2 separate regions of the Homo sapiens genome follow, and region 1 is linked to region 2. The links are chromatin contacts, found by Hi-C or POLR2A ChIA-PET in ENCODE. All regions are on one chromosome and are shown on one strand. Each heading gives the region's core, a stretch centred on a gene start or an enhancer-like site at or near the end of the contact. The rest is flanking DNA. Distances are from core to core; before and after follow the strand shown.

The links. A loop is a pair of places that touch in the nucleus more often than their neighbours do. ChIA-PET counts read pairs that join two places held with the same protein, here RNA polymerase II (POLR2A). Pooled maps may share reads with other maps.
Region 1: a loop to region 2 is called in a map of Panc1, with 3 times the contacts of the local background. The contact joins the promoter of LEUTX here to the promoter of MAP3K10 in region 2. A Hi-C loop is called at or near these places in 1 of 168 maps with a recorded cell type or tissue (Panc1) and 6 of 50 pooled maps. POLR2A ChIA-PET finds 5 or more read pairs at or near these places in 3 of 52 experiments (GM12878, H1 and Panc1).

The regions. Positions count from the first base shown.
Region 1 is chr19:39,775,545-39,780,485 of GRCh38, forward strand. It overlaps LEUTX (leucine twenty homeobox), which reads left to right and starts at 3,310. Exons shown (of 3, transcript NM_001382345.1): 1 at 3,310-3,383. The coding sequence starts at 3,377.
Region 2 is chr19:40,189,826-40,194,622 of GRCh38, forward strand. It overlaps MAP3K10 (mitogen-activated protein kinase kinase kinase 10), which reads left to right and starts at 1,601. Exons shown (of 10, transcript NM_002446.4): 1 at 1,601-2,888. The coding sequence starts at 2,207. RefSeq lists an enhancer at 829-1,068 and silencers at 1,229-1,728, 1,999-2,298.

The DNA of each region.
Region 1 (4,941 bases), core at 2,060-4,559, 410 kb before region 2:
ATTTCCCCAGTTGTCCAAAAGCATGTCCTTTATAGCTGTTTTAAAATCCATCATCCAATCAGATTTCATGCCTTTCATTGTTATGCTTCTTTAGTCTCCTTTGTCACCATGCCTATAGACTCAGGGGCTGAGGCGGGAGGCTTGCTTGAGCCCAGGAGGTCAAAGCTGCAGTGAGCTGAGATGGTGCCACTGCACTCCAGCATGGGTGACAGAGTGAGACCCTGTCTCAAAAAAAAAAAAAAAAACCTCTGTATTCTATAAATATAATATGTACAATTATTCCATGTCAATTAAAAATAAAAGAGAAAAAAGTCTTTATAATCCATGTATATGAAGTTCAAAAGCTGGCATTACTGATCTGCGATGACATAGTCAGGCAAGTTGGTACCATTGCATAGGCAGAGATGGAAAGAAGCTTGTGGGATGCTGGAAATATTCTGTTTCTGGATCTGGGTGCTGGCTACATGGGGGCTTAAAATCGCTGGTGTTACACTAATCACTCATGAACTTTTCTGCATGTATGTGCAACTTAGAATAAGAAAATGGAATTACGGTTCACATGCTAGGCATGCCTGGATCAGGCTAGTGGACAGCATCCTGTACCACCGTGTCCCATCCTAAGTGCTGTAGAAACATGTTCCTAATACTTCAGTGCATGCCAAAATAGGCAAATATTTTATTTACATTTGAAATCTCACAGTAGCAAGGTCAACTACAGCCACTTTCCCCCAGGGAGAGTCCAATATTTTATTCATGTCTCCTAAACTCTTATAATGAGCAACTACCATGGGCCAGGTCCTGTGCAGGGCTCTGAGGATCACAGGGAAAGACCCACAACCTCCCTCATGGAGACCAACATTCCCAGAAAACCCACGCAAATAAACATAGCGAGGTATGGTGAAGCTCCGGGAGTGCTGCCGCACCACACAGAAGTTCTGACCTGGCCTGGGGCGTATGAGAGAAGCCTTTGATGAGAAAGTAGGGAATGAGGCCTCTGAAAGTAAGGGGAGGGTGTGCTCCAAACAAATGCAACAAAAAGAGAAACTGTAACTGCACACGGTTTTCAGCCTCATGCCTCCGTGGAACCTGCCTGTCAGGCGGGCACCTGGAATCTCAAGCAACTTTCTCAAGGTGAGGCGATTTTTTTCTTTCATTTCTCAAGTAGCTTGTGGTAAGAAAAGTGAGCTGAGACTGGGTGCAGTTGCTCATTCCTGTAGTCCCAGCTGCTTGGGAGGCTGAGGCGGGAGGATCCCTTGAGCCTGGGAGGCGGAGGTTGCACTGAGCCGAGATCACACCACTGCCTGGGTGATAGAGCGAGACCCCATCTCAAAAAAAGAAAGAAAAAAGGGAAAGAAAGTGAACTGAGTGTTCTGTGTCTCCCAAGGCCCCTTGAATGGCTTTGTCCTTCACTTGGAATAAAATTCAAACTTCTTCACCTTGCCCCGACCTTGGTTGGCCTTTCCAGTTTGAGCTTTTCCCGATATTCCTCTCCCACAACACACCTCAACTACAGTGGCCTCTTATCTGCACCTCAGACATGAAAAGGTTTTTCATGTCTCTGGGCCTTTGCACTTGATGTTCCCTTTGCTTAGAACACTCTTCCCTCTCCTTCAGTGAAAATGATACTTCCTCAGAGACATCTTACCTTACCTTAAAACTACTGCACATCCTCTGAATCAGTGCTGTTGGTGGCATTCATAACACCAGTAGTATCATAATCAGAACTGCGTATTGTCTTGTTTCCTTTTTTATTTCCTGCTTCCCTCCCTAGAATGCCAGCACTTGGGAAGGCGGCAGTGAGTTCTATTTTTGTAAATCCCAATTTCCTAGTCACTGGAACAAATCTTAGCAGAGCAGGCATTCAAATAATTAAGCAAACAAATGAAGAAGTGTCAGGGGTGTTTTAACGTTAAGTTCTGCAAAATTCCCTGCTATTGGGGAGGTCATACCCTTTGAATATATCACTCTCTTTCCATCCTCATTAGTGTCATAGGGCAACTCCAGGGACTGATTCTAACATTTAAACGGAAAATTTGAGGCCCACTTTATCCTTTCCGATAGGATTTGGGAGTTTCTACCCTTGACTGTGTTAGAAGTGTTCCTGAATTTTATTCCTGTAAAAGACATAGATGGGGCCAGGTGCAATGGCTCACTAGCACTTTGGCAGGCCAAGGCTGGACGATCTCTTGAGCCCAGGAGTTGAAGGCTGCAGTGAGCTATGATGGCACCACTGCACTCTAGTCTGGGCAACAGAGTGAGACCCTAAAACAAAACGTAAAAAGATACAGATGGGTCCTTCAATCATTTGGCCTTCAGGCTACCTGCAATGTTCCCAGAGACAGAGTTCTTTCGCTAGTCCAAGACTTTTCCAAACCAACCTGGTGGGGGTGTGGAGGTTGCGGGAGAGGACAGAGTTGAGGGGTAGTATAAGATGGGCCAAGACCAGAGTCCCATCTCTGCTTCAGAAAGCTTGGGTCCACATTGAGTGTGGGGAGGCCATATCTCATGGATAGAGACTAGATCTGTCTAGTGAATTACACTCACCCCACAAATAAGACCCATCATGGAGAAGAACGTTAGGGGGAGGAATAAATAAATGAGTTAATAAGGTGCCTGAAAGGTGGAGTAAATGAGTAACAGAGGGACAGAGAGAGGGATGCTCAGAGGAAAGAAAGAAGCATGATTCTTTTAATGCAATTTATATTTTAAGTTTCCTTGCTGAAAACTCGTTATGGGCTCCCCAGCTGCCCCCAAATCCATACTCAAGAGAAGATACAAGATCCCCTATGGTTTAGGCTCTGCCAAGTTCTTCACTGTCATCCATTGCTGTCTCAACTGGAAGAGGTTGAACCGAGATGGGCGGGTGAAGGGCTTAACTCCCATCATCCCAAACTCCTAGCAGGATGCCTCCTGCTGCACTCCGGGTCTCACTGGAAGCCGTCCACGCACAGGGCACCTCCTTCACCTTCCAGTTTGAATCATCTTACCAACTTATTTTTCTCTCAGCGCCTTGTTTATTTACTCATTGATCCCAAGTGACATTTTTGAACATTTTATCCATTTTCAGTTCGCTCCACTTTCTTTTGTTTTCTTCCACTCTCTGGAGTCAAGGATCAGTCTTTTTTTTTTTTTTTTTTTTTAAACATAGTTTTATTCCCAGTGCCCTACACAGCATCAGGCATATAATAGGTTCTAAATAAACAGATATTGAATGGATTATTGGAGGGCGTGGTATTAGGGTAGGACAGGGTGGGGACATGATTACATTAAAATTCTGCTTAAATAAGCGGGTCTTTTAGCCCAGCAGTCACATAGACTCAGCTCAGGAGCTCTGCAGCACACAGCTGATCGAACCCACTCATTTCTAGAGGACACCATGTTTGGTAAGTTGGGCGAAGGCAAGAGGCTGGGGTTTCAGTGATTGGGTTGCAGACAAATCAAGTGAGAGGTGTGGGACCTTGTGGTGGCTTCTTAGAAACCACTGGGTAAATTTAGAAACCACTGGGTTATACCAACAAGGATTGTTTGAAAAACACTTTGCAAGGGATTCTAGTAACTTAGGAATTTGTTTCTCCACATCTCTTTTTTAAAGAGATGGGGTCTTGGTATGTTGCCCAGGCTGGCCTCGAGCTCCTAGGCCCTAGTGATCCTCCCACCTCACCCTCAGGAGTAGCTGGGACTTATAAGTGTGTGCCACCATGTCCCGCTAATTTTTAAATTTTTTGTAGAGACAGGATCTCACTCTGTTGCCTAAGGTCGTCTTGAACTCACATCCTTTTTAATGCCTGGTAACTTTCATACTTTTTAAATGTCAGTCCATTGATGGGTATAAAATAGTATGTGATCTTTAATTCCCATTTCTTTACTAACCCGTGTGATTGAATCTGTTCACTCTATTTTAAAGGCCATTCTGTTTTTCCCCTATGCTAATTTTTATATTTATATCATTTCCCAGTTTTTAGTATGTTTTTTTTCTTGAGGCTTAGTAGAATATTTTTGTTGTCTTCTAGACACTAATAATTTATCTCTTATATGTGTTGCAAATATATTCTCCCAGCCTGGCTTGTGTTTTTCAATTTACTTATGAGTACCGTTGTACAAATATTCTAAAAGTTGTCATTGTGATATTTATCAACATTTTCCTTTTATAATTGTACTTGTAAAACGTAGTTTAGAAGTATATTACTGGCTGGGCATGGTGGCTCACACCTGTAATTCCAACACTTTCAGATGCCAAGGCAGGCGGATCTCTTGAGGCCAGGAGTTCAAGACCAGCCTGGACAACATGGCAAAACCCTGTCACTACTAAAAATACAAAAATTAGCCAGGCATGGTGGCATGTGCCTGTGGTTCCAGCTACTTGGGAGGCTGAGACACAAGAATTGCTTGAACCTGGGAGGCAGAGGTTGCAGCAATCTGAGATTGCACCGCTGTACTCCAGCTTGGGCAACAGAGCAAGACTCTGTCTCAAAAACAAAAAAAGTGTATTTCTTGGCTGGGGACATAAATGTAATTTTAGTTACATTTTATTTTAACTTCTTAAAATGATTTGATTCTAATAGAAAAATTATGCATCAACAAGCTCACTTATCAAAACTTGTACCTGGCTCTTCTAATACATTTTCCTATTGTTTAATACTAAACTTACAAAAATACTAATTAGTCGATTTTACATATTGACCTCTCAGCTTGGTAGATGATTTTAAACTCAAAGCCACATCCTTCCTCGATTTTACCTCCTATAACTTATCAATGTGCAGTGTTGCTTTTCTAAAGACCAGTAGAATTCTAATTACCATTCCTTTGATGGAAATTCTACTTCCCTTTAGAAGCTTCTGGAAATTTCTATATATTCCTGGTATTCTGATATTTTTGCAACAACGATCCTTTTGTTCATTTATTGTGCTCATCGTGGAATGTCTTCATTCTGGAAACCCCTGT
Region 2 (4,797 bases), core at 351-2,850:
TTTTAAGAATGCATATAGCAGGTTATAGCAGAAACACTTATACTCAGAATGAAGCTGGGGCTCTCTCTTCCAACAAGCATTTTTGATATGCTCCGAGTGTCCCTGCTAGGTAGCCAGGAGACCAGGTAACCCACTTCCCTCTGACAATGGAACAATTCCCCAAGGACCCTGAGGGGCAGTTCTCTGGAGTTTGGGCACTAGAGTCCCTCTTATTTCCTCTTCTTCTCTCCTCCCTCTAGACCCCATACCACTCAGGAGAGGCCAAGTAAAAAGACCCAGAATTTTGCCTCTTACAAGCTTAGAGATCTTGAAGAAGTCACTGAACCTCTGCGGGACCTACTTTCCTCATTCTTTAAATAGAAAGGCAGTGGGTTTTTTGTTTGTTTGTTTTTTGTTGTTTTTTTTTTTGTTGTTGTTGTTTTTGTTAATCGTGGCGATGGTTATTTATTTATTTATTTATTTTGAGACGGAGTCTTGCCCTGTCGTCCAGGCTGGAGTGCTGTGGCGTGATCTTGGCTCACTGCAACCTCCACCTCCCAGGTTCAAGCGATTCTCCTGCCTCAGCCTCCCGAGTAGCTGGGATAGATTACAGGCGCACACCACCACGCCCGGCTAATTTTTTTTTTTTTTTTTAAATAGTAGAGACGGGGGTTTCACCATGCTGGCCAGGCTGGTCACGAACTCCTGGCCTCGTGATCCGCCCGCCTTGGCCTCCCATAGCGCTGAGATTACAGGCGTGAGCCACCGCGCCCGGCCTGGTTGTTAATTTTTAAAACTGCCTTTCATTTTTGCTTTGCCATTTATAGCTCTGTAGCCTTGCACAAATGACTTCACTTCTCTATGAGTCATCTGTAAAATGGGGCTCTTTGTGAAGACTTAACGATACCACGTGTACAAAGCACTGAATACAACATGCACATTAAGCTCCCCGAAATTGAAACTCCTATAAAATAGGAATCGGGGATTCTCAAGAGCAGGAGTTCTGACTTCAGCAGAGGAACCCAGAGCTGGTGGGGAAAGCAGACGTGGCTGTGACATCCCCAGGGACACTAAACACATCCTCCCAGCCCCATCTTCCCCGCAGAGTCCCGCCACCGGCCCGACCCCTAACTTGCTCCAACCACCCGCCGACGCCCGCAGCCCGCTGTTTGGGGGCCGCCCCCTGCAGCGCCAGGTCCCCGCGCGGACTACAGTTCCCAGCGTACATCTCGGTCGGGGGGTCCGAGGGGCCGTCCTGCCTCAGGGATAAGGTCCAGGCTGCGTTCGCGGCTCCGGGCAGTCACAGTCATGCACGCAGCTCCTATTTTTCGCGTTGCTAATCGCGTCCGTTGCAGTCCAACCCATCCTGGGCCGCGGCCCCCACAGGGTCTGTGAGGAGCGCTTCCCCCCGCCCCGGGCGCCCGCTACGCCGCGTCCGAAGGAGGGGCCGAGGCCGGGCTCATCTCCCCGGGAGGACTCCTTCGGCTTCGTGGGGTGTCATGTCCATTGCGGCCCGAGGCTGGCCGCGGGGCTCTGCTGGAGGGCGCTGAGAGCCGGGCCCCGAGGCCGCACGGCCGGAGACTACAACTCCCAGGAGGCACCGCGGCGGCGGCGCCCACACGTCACTCGGGCCCCGCCGGTGGCCCGGGGAAGCAGCACGGGCGGGGGGCAGGGGCTGGGGCCGACCGGGAGGCCGGTGCCAAGGATGGGGGCCGCCCGGCTGCCCCGCGCGTGAGGAGGCCGAGGGGCGCGCCACCCCGGCCCGGGGCGGCCGCCCCAGGGGCCCCGCCACCCCCGCCCGGCCCGGCAGTCGTGGCCCGGGATGCGGAGCCGGGGGCCGCCGGTGGAGCTGCGCGGGGTGAGCGGCGCGGGGAACGGGGACTGCCTGCCGCCCTCGCCCTCGTCCCCCACCGGCGGACCCCGGCGGGCATTCGAGAGCCGCGCGGCCAGGCCCTCTTAGCCCTCTGCCGTTTGGGGGGCACGGGTGAACCTGCCGCCCCACTCCCACCCCGCCCCGCCCCGCCCGTACAGCCAAATCGGAAGGGACGAGCCTGCCCTTTGAAAGGGTTTTTTTTCTTGCTCCTGCGGAGGGCGCCCCAGCCATGGCCCTCAGGAGCTCCCTAGACCCCGCAGGGACTGCCCTCCATCCCGGCCGCCGGGGCCCGCCCTCTGCATCCCGCGGGCAGCCTGTGTGAAGCGGCCTCCCGCAGCCCCCGGCCCCTCCCCCATGGAGGAGGAGGAGGGGGCGGTGGCCAAGGAGTGGGGCACGACCCCCGCGGGGCCCGTCTGGACCGCGGTGTTCGACTACGAGGCGGCGGGCGACGAGGAGCTGACCCTGCGGAGGGGCGATCGCGTCCAGGTGCTTTCCCAAGACTGTGCGGTGTCCGGCGACGAGGGCTGGTGGACCGGGCAGCTCCCCAGCGGCCGCGTGGGCGTCTTCCCCAGCAACTACGTGGCCCCCGGCGCCCCCGCTGCACCCGCGGGCCTCCAGCTGCCCCAGGAGATCCCCTTCCACGAGCTGCAGCTAGAGGAGATCATCGGTGTGGGGGGCTTTGGCAAGGTCTATCGGGCCCTGTGGCGTGGCGAGGAGGTGGCAGTCAAGGCCGCCCGGCTGGACCCTGAGAAGGACCCGGCAGTGACAGCGGAGCAGGTGTGCCAGGAAGCCCGGCTCTTTGGAGCCCTGCAGCACCCCAACATAATTGCCCTTAGGGGCGCCTGCCTCAACCCCCCACACCTCTGCCTAGTGATGGAGTATGCCCGGGGTGGTGCACTGAGCAGGGTGCTGGCAGGTCGCCGGGTGCCACCTCACGTGCTGGTCAACTGGGCTGTGCAGGTGGCCCGGGGCATGAACTACCTACACAATGATGCCCCTGTGCCCATCATCCACCGGGACCTCAAGTCCATCAACAGTAAGTGGTGTCCTCTCCCCAAAATTCCTTCCACAGAACCTCTCAAGGCCAGGCCTAGGTGGTGGGAAACAGGGTGAGGGACACCAGATGACACTGTGCCTGGAGTGAGAAGGGGCAGCAGTATGATACCTTCAGGGTGAAGGTGAGGTAGGCCTTGCCTGCCTTAAGGGAGAAAAAGGAGGCTCAGAAAGGTTGAAGGACTTACCTGCCTCCCAGGCTGCAGAGTCACAATCGCTCAGTAAACATGTATCCATGAACACCTGCGTTCCCTGCATGAACAGGACAGATGCAGTGCCTGCCTTCAAGGTGCTTGCCATCCAGCCATGCTGCCAGAGTCCACCAGGCAGAGACAAAAAGAGCCTACCCCGTCTGGAGTCAGTGTCTCTCAACCCCAGCACTATTGGCACTTGAGGCCAGATCATTGTTGTAGGGGCTGTCCTGTAAATTGTGAGTTGCTTAGCGGCATCTTTAGCCTCTTCCCACTAGATGTCATTAGCATTCCCTGCCCCCTCTCCCCAGCTATGACAACCAAAAGTGTCTCCAGGCATTGCAAATGTCCCCTGGGGGGCAGAATCACCCCCAGTTGAGAACCATTTCCTGGAGTCTTCATAGGCCGAGCTGGCCAAGGCAAACTGGAAAAGATGAGGGAGGAATTAAATTGATGTGGCTTATATAAAAGCTTCCAGGCTGCCTGATAGGTTCTCCAAAGTTGATTGGTTGGTTGAATAAATAATGGAGCCAGGTAGAAGGGAACATTCTGCAAGACTCATTTCTAGATGGAAGAGCTTCATGTGGTGTCAACAAGTATTAATTGAGCACCTATTAAGCAGGAGCCCAGCTGGGAGTAAGACAGCCATGGTTTCTGCCCTGACAGTACTCACAGGCTAGCAATTTCATTCATTCATTCCACAGATATTTCCAGAGTGCTGTGTGCCAGACCCTGTCCCAGGGATACAGCAAGAAAAAAAAAATCTTACATTCCTGGCTCTCCCATTCGTGCTGTGCCCCATCTCACTCCCTTTCATTTCTTCATTCATTTGTTCATTCTTCCATTTGGTATTTACCAGGCCAGATCATGTGCTAAGCAAAGGCATCAGCAGTGGAGAAGGCCAGCATGTCCCCGGCCCTCACGTCACTCACAGTTAAGCCCCAAAATGTGAAGGTGCCCCCTTTGCTCTCAACACCCACATCTCATCTATTCCTGATTTCTGTCACTTCTACATCTTGAAATTTATTTTAATCCATCCCACTATTTTTAGGAATATATTGCTATTCCCCACCCATAGCAATTGTAAGCCCCTAGAATAGAGGGACTGCATCTTCCTTGCCTCCCAAGCCTGACATTTGTATATCAACAGAGAGCTTGGCTGGGCGCGGTGGCTCACGCCTGTAATCCCAGCACTTTGGGAGGCCGACGTGGGTGCATCACCCGAGGTCAGGAGTTCGAGACCAGCCTGACCAATATGGTGAAACCCCTTCTCTACTAAAAATACAAAAATTAGCTGGGCATGGTGGCATGCATCTGTAATCCCAGCTACTCAGGCTGAGGCAGAAGAATCGCTTGAAACCAGGAGGTGGAGGTTGCAGTGAGCCGAGATTGCACCACTGCACTCCAGCCTGGGTGACAGAGCAAGATTCCATCGCAAAAAAAAAAAGCTAACATGTGACCACGATGTGCCAGAGCTGGTGCTGTGTCTGGGGAACTGATGCTTATGCCCCAGCACCTCTGAAATGTTGGGTAAATGGAGGCAGGGCCACCCAGCATGCTCCTGTTGAAGGCTGGGACTCCTCAGCCCTTCCTCACCTCTGCTGATTGACAGCACGCCCCACACCCCCAGGTTTTTTGTAGCCAGTGCTATCTGGTCAAAGGGTCAGTGGGCCTCTTATGGCCAGGGCTTCCTCCCGGGGT